Regions from separate parts of the Homo sapiens genome. Here regions 2, 3 and 4 are each linked to region 1. A link is a contact called in ENCODE Hi-C or POLR2A ChIA-PET data. All regions are on one chromosome and are shown on one strand. The core of a region is the stretch at or near the end of the contact, and the rest is flanking DNA. Distances in the headings are between cores, read along the strand shown.

What was found. Hi-C counts contacts between places; a loop is a spot of excess contacts on that map. ChIA-PET counts read pairs that join two places held with the same protein, here RNA polymerase II (POLR2A). Pooled maps may share reads with other maps.
Region 2: a loop to region 1 is called in a map of breast epithelium, with 18 times the contacts of the local background. The contact joins the enhancer-like site here to the promoter of HECA in region 1. A Hi-C loop is called at or near these places in 2 of 168 maps with a recorded cell type or tissue (breast epithelium and naive thymus-derived CD4-positive, alpha-beta T cell) and 5 of 50 pooled maps.
Region 3: a pooled map shows a loop between it and region 1 (5-fold over the local background). The contact joins the enhancer-like site here to the promoter of HECA in region 1. A Hi-C loop is called at or near these places in 5 of 50 pooled maps. POLR2A ChIA-PET finds 5 or more read pairs at or near these places in 2 of 52 experiments (AG04450 and activated CD4-positive, alpha-beta T cell).
Region 4: a loop to region 1 is called in a pooled map, with 5 times the contacts of the local background. The contact joins the promoter of PERP here to the promoter of HECA in region 1. A Hi-C loop is called at or near these places in 4 of 50 pooled maps.

The regions. Positions count from the first base shown.
Region 1 is chr6:139,133,491-139,136,742 of GRCh38, forward strand. HECA (hdc homolog, cell cycle regulator) reads left to right here and starts at 1,590. Exons shown (of 4, transcript NM_016217.3): 1 at 1,590-2,177. The coding sequence starts at 1,907. RefSeq lists enhancers at 54-103, 1,382-1,676, 2,542-2,661 and silencers at 1,382-1,571, 1,682-1,761, 2,162-2,431.
Region 2 is chr6:140,570,811-140,574,062 of GRCh38, forward strand. All of the region lies in intron 2 of LOC105378027 (a long non-coding RNA gene), which reads left to right. Among named protein-coding and RNA genes, the nearest start is that of MIR4465, 110 kb to the right of the region's middle. Within about 2 kb of position 1,486, at least 3 of the 41 ENCODE cell types and tissues checked have a DNase peak (open chromatin) inside an H3K27ac peak, as active enhancers do.
Region 3 is chr6:137,822,648-137,825,899 of GRCh38, forward strand. WAKMAR2 (wound and keratinocyte migration associated lncRNA 2) reads right to left here. Exons shown (of 4, transcript NR_049793.1): 4 at 1,022-1,930. Among named protein-coding and RNA genes, the nearest start is that of TNFAIP3, 43 kb to the right of the region's middle. Within about 2 kb of position 1,449, at least 14 of the 41 ENCODE cell types and tissues checked have a DNase peak (open chromatin) inside an H3K27ac peak, as active enhancers do.
Region 4 is chr6:138,105,744-138,108,995 of GRCh38, forward strand. It overlaps PERP (p53 apoptosis effector related to PMP22), which reads right to left and starts at 1,676. Exons shown (of 3, transcript NM_022121.5): 1 at 1,384-1,676. The coding sequence starts at 1,597. RefSeq lists a silencer at 1,805-1,854.

The sequences.
Region 1 (3,252 bases), core at 340-2,839:
TATTTGGACCTCAGAAGATTCTGCATCCGGAACCTTGAGCCACCGCTGGGGCCGCTTCCATACTGTGGAGTGTACTTTCATTCTCAATAAATCCCTGCTTTCTTCTTTCCTTGCTTTGCTGGGCGTTTGGTCCAATTGTTTGTTCAAAATGCCAAGAACTTGGACGACTTGCAGTCAAGACCCTCTAATGGTAACAACAACACCGTGACAGAGCTTTTACTAAAGGGCTGAATTAAAGATTACACTATAAAAGGGGAACACTGTAAAGCTGTCAGCTAAACTAGTCTTTCCTCCACAGTTCGTGAGGAAGGAACCTAATTTATACATTCAACAAATTTATGCCAGCTGTTCTCTGATGTGCCCAAGGCAGATAAAATCTATCCATGGAGGTTTCATTTCAGTGAGAGGGAGATATACAAGAAATAAGTAAACACCTACATTGCCAACATAATTAGAGATGGAGGAGGAAAATAACAGGGTGGAACTTCTGACAGCTCTCCTGGGAAGGTCTCTGTGGAAGTGATGTATTTGAGCTGAGACCTGAAGGAAGGGAAGGAGTTGGCCGAAAAGGTAGAATAGAATTGCAGAAAGAGATCAAGGGGAGCTCTTCCCAGGGGTCCCCTGCCCTCATATTGCCTGTCTTCACTGGTGTCACCTAATCTCCTACTGCTCATAACCTGGCTACCTATCTTTCACTATCTTTCAGGACAACTCAGCCCTATGCATAGGGATGGGTTCCCCCCAAGCAGGGACTGCTTCAGAGTCCAGGCAACATCTAGTTACATCCCTGGATGATGGGTCTTGTTTGAGTGAATTGTTTTCACCACCAGACTGTGAAGGCTTCCCATTCAGGACCCTGGTGTTCATCCCCATTGTCTGGGAACTCTACCCTGTTTCTTTCTTTCTTTTCTTTTTTTTTTTTTTTTTTTGAGACAGAGTCTCGCTCTGTTGCTCAAGCTGGAGTGCAGTGGCGCGATCTCGGATCCCAGGTTCAAGTGATTCTCCTGCCTCAGCTTCCCGAGTTTCTGGGACTACAGGCGCACGCCACCACGCCCAGCTAATTTTTTTTTGTATTTTTAGTAGAGACAGGGTTTCACCACGTTGGCCAGGATGGTCTCGATCTCTTGACCTCGTGATACACCCGCCTCGGCCTCCCAAAGTGCTGGGATTACAGGCATAAGCCACCGCGCCCGGTCCCCTGTTTCTTTAATTACTGTTACTGAAAGGCATAGCCTTTGAATGAGTTATTAATCCAAAATCTTTTGTTTTCCATTCTTGCTCTAGTCACAGCTTATTTTTCCAGACCATACTGTTCTAAGCCTCAATTACATTAAGGCCAGGAGGCCACCGAAGAACTCCACATGCCACTGCACTGGCGGGTGGAGCAAGTCAAGCAGGGCAGCTCATGAACGCCCGGGAGTCCAGGAGGCCCGGGTGGGGACGCCTGGATGACGTCACTCGAGGTGGGCAGGCCCCGCGCGGGGCGTGACGTCACGCGGGCGGTCCCGTCAGCCGTGAGGTCACCTGGTGGGCGCGGCCAGGCCGAATCCCCAGTGTCGTCACGGGAGGGGGCGGGCCCAGAGCGTGTCAGTGCAGCCGAATCAAAACAAGCCGGAGACCCGCCTTTTCCCTCCGGCTCGGGAGCGTCTCGCTTGCGCCCCGGGCCCGCGGCGCCCGCGCGGCTGCGAGCCTCGGGTGGCCGCGTGCCGGCTCCAGGAAGCCGGAGAGGGCGCGGCGGCCAGGATGGCGCGGCACGGGCCGTGCGGCTAGACGGGAGCCGAGGGAACCGCCGGCTCGCGCCCTCCGTTCTTTCCCGGAGCCGGCTTCACGCAGGGCCGGGAACGGCCGTGCCTCTGGGATCCGCCTTCGCTGACGCCGGGCACCTACCTGGACGCGAGCGAGCGAGATGCCCAACCCCAAAAACAGCAAAGGCGGCCGCAAAAACAAGCGCGCCAACAGCAGCGGCGACGAGCAGGAAAATGGAGCCGGGGCCCTGGCAGCGGCGGGCGCGGCGGGAGCGGCGGCCGGGGGGGCCCTGGCGGCGGCGGCCGGTTGCGGGGCGGCGGCGGCGGGCGCGCCGGGCGCCGGAGGCGCGGCGGGCGCCGGAGGCGCGGGGACTGGCGCCGCGAACGCTGCGGCCGCCGCGGGGGCTGCGGCCGCGGGCGATGCCAAAAACGGTAAGACGGGGCTGGCGGGGCGAGCGCCAACTTCCTCCCCGACGGGGACGGCGCGGTGGCGGGGCCCTGGGTGGCGCGGGCGGTGCGTGGACAATGCGAGAGTCAGGAAGTGCTCACCCCGCCCCTCCGCCCCGCCGCGGCTGCCCCTTCGCGGTCCCCACGCCTGGCGGCGGGGACAGATCTGCGGCCCCTGCCCGGTGTCCGCGCGGGGGGCAGCCCGCGCCCCACACTCTGAGGGGCTCCCGGCTGCGGCAGCGCTGCCCTCGGGCCCAGCCTGCTGCCCGCGCTGGCACTGCCCCGCCGTGTGTGCCGGGCCGAAGGGAGGAAGGAAGGGAGGAAAGAGCCGCCCAAGTTGAGAAGAATGATCCGATTGAAAACTTAGGCACCGGTTAATTCTTCCCGGTGCTCCAAGGCCACCCGTAACCCCCGGAATGAAGGAGAGAGAGCCTCAATTCTTAGCACACCCAGGCTTGCTGCGTCGATCGCCACAGGTGAAGAGGCCTCGAGACATTTAGGGCCTCTGTGTTTGCTCTTTAATTTTTTGGCTTGCTTGAGGAAGGAAGAGAATCTGAACTTGACTTCCGTTCTCAGCCCGGAGTTAAAAAAAAAAAAAAAAAAAGAAAAGAAAGAAAAGAAAAATCATTCTCTATGTCATTGTGCTTAACATTTTCAGAAGGAAGCCTCATAATCTTAGGTAGTGCCTGAATGTTCCTTTTGAGGGGACACTTAGGAACTGGCCCAGATGTGACAGGATTTCTGTTCTCATTACAGAGCCATGGTTTTCGTTATAAGGTGCTGGGCAAACACTTACTTATTTGGACAGTTCTTTGAATTCCTCTAGTCAGGCACTTTTTCCAGGAAGACAACGTAGGTATTTTAATGAAGGGAGATTTGAATTGTTATATCTGGCTTTTAATTTATAGCGTCAGCTTTTGAAGCCATTCTTTATGTAGATCAGGCACTTTTTTGTTTTGTTTTTTTTTTTTTAGACGGAGTTTGCAATTTCGCCCAGGCTGGAGCGTAGTGGCGCAATCTCGGCTCACTGCAACCACCGTCTTCCGGTCTGAAGCGATTC
Region 2 (3,252 bases), core at 236-2,735, 1.4 Mb after region 1:
AAATCTTACTACTTAAGAATCAATATATGGAGAGATTGTGTTTATTAGTTTGTTTTGTCGTGTTTTGTGTTTAAACTTTTGTGAAAAAATAATTTAGTTGATTTGAATTGACTTTCTTTCAAAGAAAACAAGCTCTCCAACGTTCAAAATTAACCCCATTAACAGAAACTCAAGAAGACCAAATTACATATGAGATTTTAGTCTTTCTTTATTTTCCAACTTGGAAATTTTATATAGATGGTAGAAAAAATTGATAAAGTGTCAGAAATAAGCACTAAACAAACAATATTATCATAAATAAACATCATCTTCAATTAGTATCAATAAGACATAAAATGCTGCCACAACTGAGGCCATCAACTTTGGTGAAGAATGTATTATAGAATATTTTACTGTGGTTCAAAGAGGTATTTGAAATACCATACTGCCATTTTTGGAAACTAATAAAATATATCTTGAAAAGAAAGGTAATTAATTATAGATTTTTAACTTCATATTTCAAATTCCACTCAGCCCACACCAATCTGAAAGTCACTAATTTGATTTAACTCTATGTAGTAAAACTCCATTTGTCTTTGAGTTGTCATTCAGTCCTCTATGACAAATTCTGAAAATACTTTCCTCAAGCATGCAGAACTTGATGAAATATCCTTAAAACATTTTAAGCTGTTAATAGAAACACACAAGAATATTGTGGAAAAAATATCTTTTATTGATATATTTAGTTTAATTAGCAAATATAAATTTATAAGCAGGTAAGATTCACATAGACAAAATAGTAATACAGAGTGAAGAAATTTTACACTATAATAATCACACATTTTTATTAAGCTCTTAGACTTACTGCAAATGTATTTTCTTGGTACTTGGGTAGAATGGCAACGGGCACTTTAGATCTCAGATCAATAGATAGAAGCACTTATTTTACGTGAGAGAAGCAAAGAGATTTTCTGTTGTCTTAAAATTCACTTTGCTATGTGATGTGAACTCATTTTGAAGTCTTTCTTGTCAATGATAATATTACATTTCAAACTGAGACACAGTGTGTTTCTCTTTTGAGAAAGCTACTCATCTTAAATAGAGCAAAGTTTCAAAACAGCAAGTTAGATATATCCCTTATTGTTCATAACCAAAATCTTTACATTTTGGAAAAGAAAAAGATGAAAAAGAAAGTAGATAAAATTCAATACTAAAAAATTCTACTGCTAAGGTTTTCTATAAAAACAATTAGCTGACCAGAGATGGTACCGTTGTGTAGAGATTAGCACTGGAAAGAAAATAAGCAAGACTAAAGCATTTATGGTTTATGCATCTGTCTATTTAAAGGACTTCCAACCCCTTAGCCCAATGCTGCTGTCAGGAAAGAAATGGAAAATCCAGTTACAACTGTCTAGCAGGTCTATCATTATTCAGGATGAAAGCACTGCTTAGTCATTCACTAACTCAGAATTCTCTTTTTAGCAACTTAATACAGTATCATGCAACCACTGCCCAAGACAATTTACAACAAGACTCTTTGCCAAAAATACATCAATTGTAAGGAAAACAGGAAACAGCAAAGAGAAGGGCAATCTTAACCAGTTTTCTGAGTCATCTTTTCCTGTGCACTCGTCACGAAACTCCATTTATTTAGGTGAGCTGGAAGTATTATATTTAGGAAATAGGGTTAGAGCCTGATAGTGCCGTTAAGTGGTCTAAGCCACCAGTTTTTCTAAGGGCTAATTCTAGGCCAAATTATAAAGTAGCAAATTCTGCTTTGATGCTGTCTCCTCTCTCCTTTTTGTCTTCCAATTTCTTCCTTTCAAATAACCAGGGACCTCTTGTCTTATCTGACTTCTCGGAACCTACTGTTTTCCACACTAAAACCTGTGCAGTTAGTTAACATGCTGATCTGATCACCTAACATGATGAACTAGTGCCAAGTGTGGATATAACTGGAGGAGCTCGAGATTTAAAAGTTAAGTAACGTTCCAGAAAATACATAGCTTATAACTAGTGATAACTAGAGGAGCAAGAAGTCAGTTGCAGGCCTGTGAGCGTTTCCAGTCATTATTATGCTGATTTACATGGTTATTCTGGTGGGGCTGTGCCTAGAGGTGAGAGTAGGGGCATCCTATCAGAATTCCCAGGGTATATTCTCAAAATTAATATACATGACTGAGAATCTCCTGAGTTATGTAATCAGTGTGGCAGTCATACATGTTATAACAATTTCCCAAATGACTAGAATGCACACTCAGAGAACACACATTAATTTTAGGTAATGGATGTGCTAAGACATGGTGAACACCAGTGTCACTTGATGCAGACTGAAACTCACAGGCAAAAGAGTAACTGGAGTATAAGTAAGTCCTCTAACTCAAATGGTAGTCATGCCTCTGGGGTGTAAGACATGTATAAGTCAGGGCAGTGCTGGAAATTATAGATTTCTCTAGATTTGTTTCATTTGTAGCAGGGAAAAGGCCCGTTTAGAAGCCTATTTGGATGGATTTTTCAGTGTGAATGAAAGTCCCTGTACTGCAGCAATTGGTGCCGGTCTCTCCCTTCCCAGACTCTCACATTTCCTTCATAGTTTTTTCTTAACGAACCATCAGCCATACTGCCTTAGAGACGGGTCCCAGTGGGAAATTTGGTTCTCAATACTGTCCCCTCCTGTCTGCTCTTCTACTTTTCTTTCCACTTGTCTGTTCTTTTCATTTGAGGGAGACCCTAGGCTCTAGAGTTCTATTTTGGCAGGCTATAGCTATAGCCTCGAGAGATGCTCCAATTTGCAAACAGTCTTTGAGGGGTCTCCCTTGCTCAGGACTCCAGCCCAGTTTCCGGATACCCAATTCAAAATTGGTTCTCATTTTTATTACTTTCTAGATGGTTTATCATTGCAGTTTTGATTTCCTCTCTGATATGAAGTGAACCCTATTACCAGCTCCATTATAAGTGATGCTTTATTTGTTCATTGGCTATCTTAAGGAGCAGTGCTGAGAGTCATGGAAAGTGAAATGAATTGCTGCTCTGGGCTAGTTAAGGAGCAGCAGAAATGCCTTAGTTCTAATAGATTTAAGTTCCAGATAAGGCTTTTCCAGACCTTTAAGTTCTAGGGACATCCAGATTCGCAAGGTGCAAAGAACGTAATCCATATCTTCATATCCCCCTAAGTGCCTTGTGAGCATACATGTGCTACTTCAGACTGCTTAGACCTTCTGCTGGAACTCCAGATGATAATGGGAAATGGACATCATTCAAAATATTTAAAAC
Region 3 (3,252 bases), core at 199-2,698, 1.3 Mb before region 1:
TTCACACCTATAATCCCAGCACTCTGGGAGGCCGTGGAGGGTGGATCACTTGAGGTCAGGAGTTTGAGACCAGCCTGATCAACATGGTGAAACCCCATCTCTACTAAAAATACAAAAATTAGCCAGGCATGGTGACACATGCCTGTAATCCCAGCTACTTGCGAGGCTGAGGCAGAAGAATCGCTTCAACCCAGGAGGCGGAGGTTGCAGTGAGCCGAGGTCACACCACTGCACTCCAGCCTGGGAGACAGAGTGAGACTCTGTCTCAAAACAAAACAAAACAAAACAAAAACCAAAAACATTGGTTAGTGTAGCCAAGAAAGATTTTTGACTTAAAAAATAAATCTGTTATCCATGCAGTGTGTTGATGAAAAAAAGAAGATAGTATGTGTTACAAATAAGATAAATATTACATAACCATTTGTAAGATTATTTATGAAGAGTTTGTAATGATGTGGGAAAGAGGTTATGATATAAAGTTAAGCAAAAGAAAAAGTAAATGCCAATTATAAAAATAGTATATTGTTAGCTTTGCTTAAACATATATACGCACACACTATCCGCAAAAAGCAGGAATATACTTCACTCTGTAAGTGGTGGTTATCTCTGAGTGACATTTTACAGGATGTTCCCCTGCTTTTTTTTTACTGTAATGTACATTCCAAATTATTAGATTAGTATATTTACTTTTACAAATGGTGATTATACATTTTAATAGTTTCAGAATGTTAAGATCTTAAGAGACTAAGCTTAGTTCTATAGCTAGCACATAGTAGCATTGCATAAATATTATTCAATCAATTAATGAAGTCATCACTTCATCGCAAGAGTGTACACAAAGTATTAGAACTATTAAAATGTTTGTGTGTGCACCAGCCCCATCAATTCTGAACAACGCCCTATGCCCTATCTGTCATAATTATATATTCTTATTTTTGGGGTCCTCACTCCTTAAAGCAACATTGTTGTTTCCTTCATTGCTTCTCCCCAAGCACAGAAGCAAAAAAAAAAAAAGAGATCATTTATTGTTTTAAAACCTTCATTTATTTTGGGATGTCACTACCAATTTTTCAGGCCTTAGACATGTAAGCATGCATTTCTACTTTTTTAGATTTTGAATCATGTAGAAATCTAGCCAAATTAATTGAGAATACTCTATTGAATAAATCAACAACTTTACTTCCAGGGTCCTGTTAACCTAAGCTAAAGATAAAAAAGCAGCAACAAAGTGCCACTGTTATCTGGTTAAAACTGACAACTGTAAGATGTATGGATGATTTTCTACAAGTTTAGAAACAGGAAACAGTGCTTGCTGCACTTGCCACAGGGCATATAAACTGAGAAAGTTATGTAGAAATTCAAGATCAGAGGATGAGCGCAAGGATGATCTTTGAGAACAAAACAGTGAACAGAGCCCTTTGTGGTGGCAAGCAGTGACGTGAGGTTGTGTTTATGTGAATACAAACCCTCTCCTCCCAAGTCTGGTGACTACAGTGTTTTCTTCCCACCTCGTTGTTAATTGTGGAAATCTGGCTGTCACTATTAACATATCAAACAGAGGTCTTGATATTATCTGCAGCTGATCATTTGTTTAGGTTTTACCCGCAGGAAAAGTCTGGTGGCAGCCAGTCCCAGGACAGCCACGCATGACGCACAGAAGAGTCCTTATAGTTCCCCTGGAGGGGGTGATGATGCAGGCAAATGCCACGCCTGATCCCTTTGGGTCTCCGTGGCAACAAGGCTGCTTGTCAGACTAGATGATAATGAGCCATGATCTGGAAGAGGCTTATTCCATAACAGGAGGGAGGTTTCAAAGGTAACACGTCAACAGCAATGCCTCGGCAACAGCTGTTTGTTATTGTAGTCGTCAAGGACAGAAAAAGGACAAGGCTGCCAGAAGATGTTGCATATGGAACAGAAGATTCTTGCCCTGGAAGAAGGAATAGAGGAGATGTAAATATCCCTTCTTTCTTGGGGGAAGGAAATAGATGAACTGTATGCTAAGTTAGAGCCTCTCTTTATCTATAAATGATCTGTTGGTTAAACAGGATACCTCCCTTCTGAACATCTCAGCACCCCATCAAGAGAACTTCAGGTCTCTGCCATTTAGACGTGTCATTTGTAAGTAAAATAAATCAGGGAAGTAATAGGAGGAAAGCTAAGAATGAAAGGAATTCATCACCACTGCAAATTTGTCCCTGAAGCAAGGTGAGTCCCTGCCCATCTGGCTACACCAGCTCTTTTTTTTTTTTTTTTTTTTTTTTTTTTTTGGCCCTTACTAGACCCCACTTGGGATTTTGTTGGCATATTTGCTTGGATGTCTATCTCCTCTGTAGTTCCTGAGGTCAAGATTACAGTCTCTTTTTTTTTTTTTTTAGTTTTTGTATCTATGGTGCCTGGCAAAGAAAAGAAGCTCCATCAATATTTACCAGTTGCTGGTGGCAATGGTAATGGTAGTTGTGTAGAAGGTGGGAAGGATAGAAGTATAGCTAAGTGACGGGACATTCTATTTCTACACCTTGTTTAGCTATGGAGGTCTCTGGAACTAGCCAGGCTAGCCAAGACTGGGACTTCTTGTGTCTTCTCCAAGAGAGGCAGAATGAGCCTAATGGTTTAGAACGTGGGCTCTGGAGCCAGACAAGCCAGATTAGAATCCTGACTCTACTCCAAGCAGTGTGAGCTTTGGCAAGTTACATACCCCATCTGTGCCTCTGTGAGGATGAAACGAGTTCCTTAGAATGATGCCTGGTACCCCAGAGGAGCTATTCAGGTTCAATTGACTCTGTTTCTAGTATTACTGCTCAACTTAGGAAGAAAAGAAGTGCAGAAGAGGAGAGGCTTTTGCTTCAAATTTTGAGTTTCACATTTAACCTTGCAGTTTTATCCCTGGGGAGCTTCTGCCTGGATGGAGGATGAATCTGGTATCTAAGCTCCTCCTTAGGGCTGTCATTTAGACCAGTGCCAATCCCTAGGAGTGCTTCTGATTTCCTGCTTATCTCCTACAAATGTACAGTTAAGTCAATTCAAAAGAAAAGATAAATGGTCCAAACAAATCCATTGTAGCATACTGTAATTCACTGTCCATGGGGCAATTCATTTGCCCTTGAATTATTATTATCTTCCTTACCTGATGTGCTTGACACTTATGATCTTGAACCATGCTGGGCACCATGGCAAATTTTGATATTTGATATCAAATATCAAAATATTTGATATTTTTTCCTTGATGCTTTTGAAGACACCTCCTCCATA
Region 4 (3,252 bases), core at 426-2,925, 1.0 Mb before region 1:
GGTCCCCTAGAAGAGACTGAGTTCAGATGCATTTTAACTAGAAGATAGAGGTACATTATTTCAAAAAACAATTAATTCGCTTTAAAAACCTAAAACACTGGAGATGATACAAACCTGAGCTGGCACAGTGTATGGGTTTTCAGAGAAGAAAACACACAAACTGCAAAGAAAGCTGGAATTTTCTGCAGTGTTTACATTTTATTACCTGGCTAATGGGGACCATGCTTCCTTTTGTGGGGAAGTGACGTCCAAAGGATTACACAAAAGAAAGGGCACCAAGTTGCTGATATAGTCCCCCGGAAACACAAATAAACAGGATTGGGTTGGAAGCCCTGGGCCACTTCAAAGAAAAAAATCAAGTCAATGGTAATAGTAAGAAATGAAAACAGGCAGGGTAGCTTGCTGTCTGTGTTTAAAACTATTAAACCCGGTAGGTAAAGCCCATTTGGCTTTAAGGTTTTATTAGGCTCTCACAGACCCCATCTCCACCCCCACACACATTGCTAATCACAGTAGACCCCAGCTGTGATTCCCATCCACCCCCAGGAAAGGAGAGGGGGCTTCCCACTGTGAAAGAAAATGCCTTCTCAGACAAGAACTATGCTCCAGTCCTGACTTTCAGCAAGGCAAGCAGGGAGCTTCCTCCATGCTGGGAAAATGGCATACAGTACTTCACCTGCTAGGTACATTAAATTTGTCAACTCTGCTTCACGTCGCGAGTGTAGGGAATGTGTTTGCTTTTTAGATTTCAAATCGGATTAAAATAATTAAGTTTTCTAAACAACAATGCCATGCTTAAACCAAAGGACACGCCCTAGAACAAGAGCTAACAAGAACTAGCCTGACCGGTAAAGTAGACTGAAATATCTATTGAAAACGTTAACTGCTAAAACTGCCTGAAAGGGCTTTTTTAAATGAGAAAGTTTTTTCAGCTATATCAAGTTGAACGAATCCACTGATATTAGGGAAGGCACGTTATTTCAATATTTATATTTTAATCATAAGAAGAAACGAGAAGGAAGAGAAATGGGAAGAAATTTCAGGTCTCCAAGAAACTTTGTTCATTATATTTACTCATCTAAACTTGCAATGCTTGAAATAATCTTTCGTACGTAACCGACAAAACCCAGGAAAAAAACTATACAGTTTGAACTACGGCCTTTTTTTTTTTTCTGTTTCTGAGCTTGGTGTTGGCCACCCAAAGCTACTGCTGCTGCATTTGGTTCAGGTCGGATGCATGAGCCCGAGCTCGTCCTAAACAGGCATTCTGAAAAGCACTGGCTCCCCCGACCCTGTGAGGGCCCATCACGCGCGGCGGCTTTTGCAGGCCGCGGCCCCGAGGGCTTCCTGGAGGCGGCGACGGCGGCGGCGGCGGGCACTCACCGTACTCCATGAGGCTCTGACAGCCCTCCTCGTAGGACCCGCTGCCGCCGCCCTCTTGGGAGCATTTCCACCACAGCGAGGACGTCTGGCCGTGGTCGCTAGACTGCAACCAGCCGCGGCCGGCCAGCGCGATGATGTCGAAGGCGATGGCGCTGAGTAGGAGCAGGGGCAGGATCCAGCGGCAGCGCTCGCAGGCCAGGCCGCAGCGGATCATGTTGACGGGCGGCGCGGGGCCGAGCGGAGCGGAGCGGAGCGGGTCGGAGGAGCGCGCGGGACGGGCGACAGCAGAGAGTGGCCTGCGAGCGCGGGCGCCGCCACAAAAGCGAAGAGGCCGCGGGGAGGCGGCTCCCGAGGACGCCGCTCCGGGCGGCCCCACCTAGATTCCGGTGACTCAGAGCGCGCCCGCCCCGACCTGCCCTGCCGGGCCGGGGCGGGCGGGGCCGCTGGTAAACAGGCTGGGTTCTGGTGACACCGGGCGGCGGCGGAAGGCGGCCCGAGGGTCCCGCGCGTCCCACAACCCTCCAGTCCCGCTCTCCTGGCCTCTCCAGGCGCGTGTTTTGTCTTCCTGGCGCACCAACATATACACTTGTTTATCTGCACAGCGCCAGCCTAATATCTGACCCCTGATGTCGCATCGTGGGGCGGTGGTCAGCAGTGCCATATCTGAGTTTTCAGCAGTGTGAGATGGGTGTTCTAATTGCACCTGTGGATAAAGGCTGCACTCCTTTGGACGCGTGCACCCAAACCCAGAAGCCCGTCCCTGACCCCTGCTGACACAGGTGATCCCTTCCTCCTAGGCTCCGCCTTTGCACCTTGGACCGTGGCTCCCCGGGTACTCTTATCTCTTTGCATGCTGTTCTTTCCTGCTGGGTTGCCAGATTTTGGAAAGCGGAGGCGATGCTGAATTTATCTGTGTATCCTTAGTGTCCGGCACCGTGTTTGGATCTCAAGGGGAGCTCAGTGAATTTGATGAATGAACATGTAATTTAACAAATGCTCGCTTCCTTTCGGAAAGGCTTCATCTGGCTTCCCCAGATAATTTCATGTCGCCTCTGCTGCAGTCCACTTCCTATCACGAATCTCTACCTATTTAAACTGCACTCTCTCTACTCTTCATTTACTATTTTGAGGTTTTTCCAAATAAAAATCATACGTCAGCATGCAACCTGCATTTAGGATCCCCCCTTCGGTGTCCTGGGCTAGCTCCCGTCGCAGTTCTGACTCCTAAGATGTGACAGGAAGGGTGGGGTGGCAGCCAGGTGTGCCGCTGAGGACAAAGGAGTTCTCAGTGTCAGGCACCTCGGTGGCCTTGGGAAAATCACTGAAACATCGTATGGGGGTCATGTCTTAACCCTGTACCTCCAAAGATTTCTTCTGAATCCCCTATTTTTTCTGTTAATTTAATATAAAAGTGGGAACTACTTAAAAATATTTTAAATTGTATTCCAATTTGATATTCTCAATAGAAACAGAATACTCTTTTGACTTATGCCATTTTCTGGCAATTCTTGAGGACGAATAAAAGCATGGAGAAAGTATCTGAAAATACATGAAATAATTTCCCTAGCCTTCATTTTACATAATTCAAGTTTTACATAAACCACGTCATATATTTTTATTACAGGAAAATATTTTCACTTTCAAAGAACACAAGAGGGTGTTCTGCCAAAAGTTAATTTTGTATCGTGGAAGCTGTGTGAAGAAAATGGTGATATTTATGTTCTCAGGGTTTTCAAAAGTAATGAAGATATTTGTTTAATTAGCTATGTATAATATATTTGTGAGAAAAAAAAATTCTTATAAGTCAAATACTGACCAGAAGCAAAGTGGCTTCAGACAAAATGAGAGTTTTGCAGGCATCTTAATATC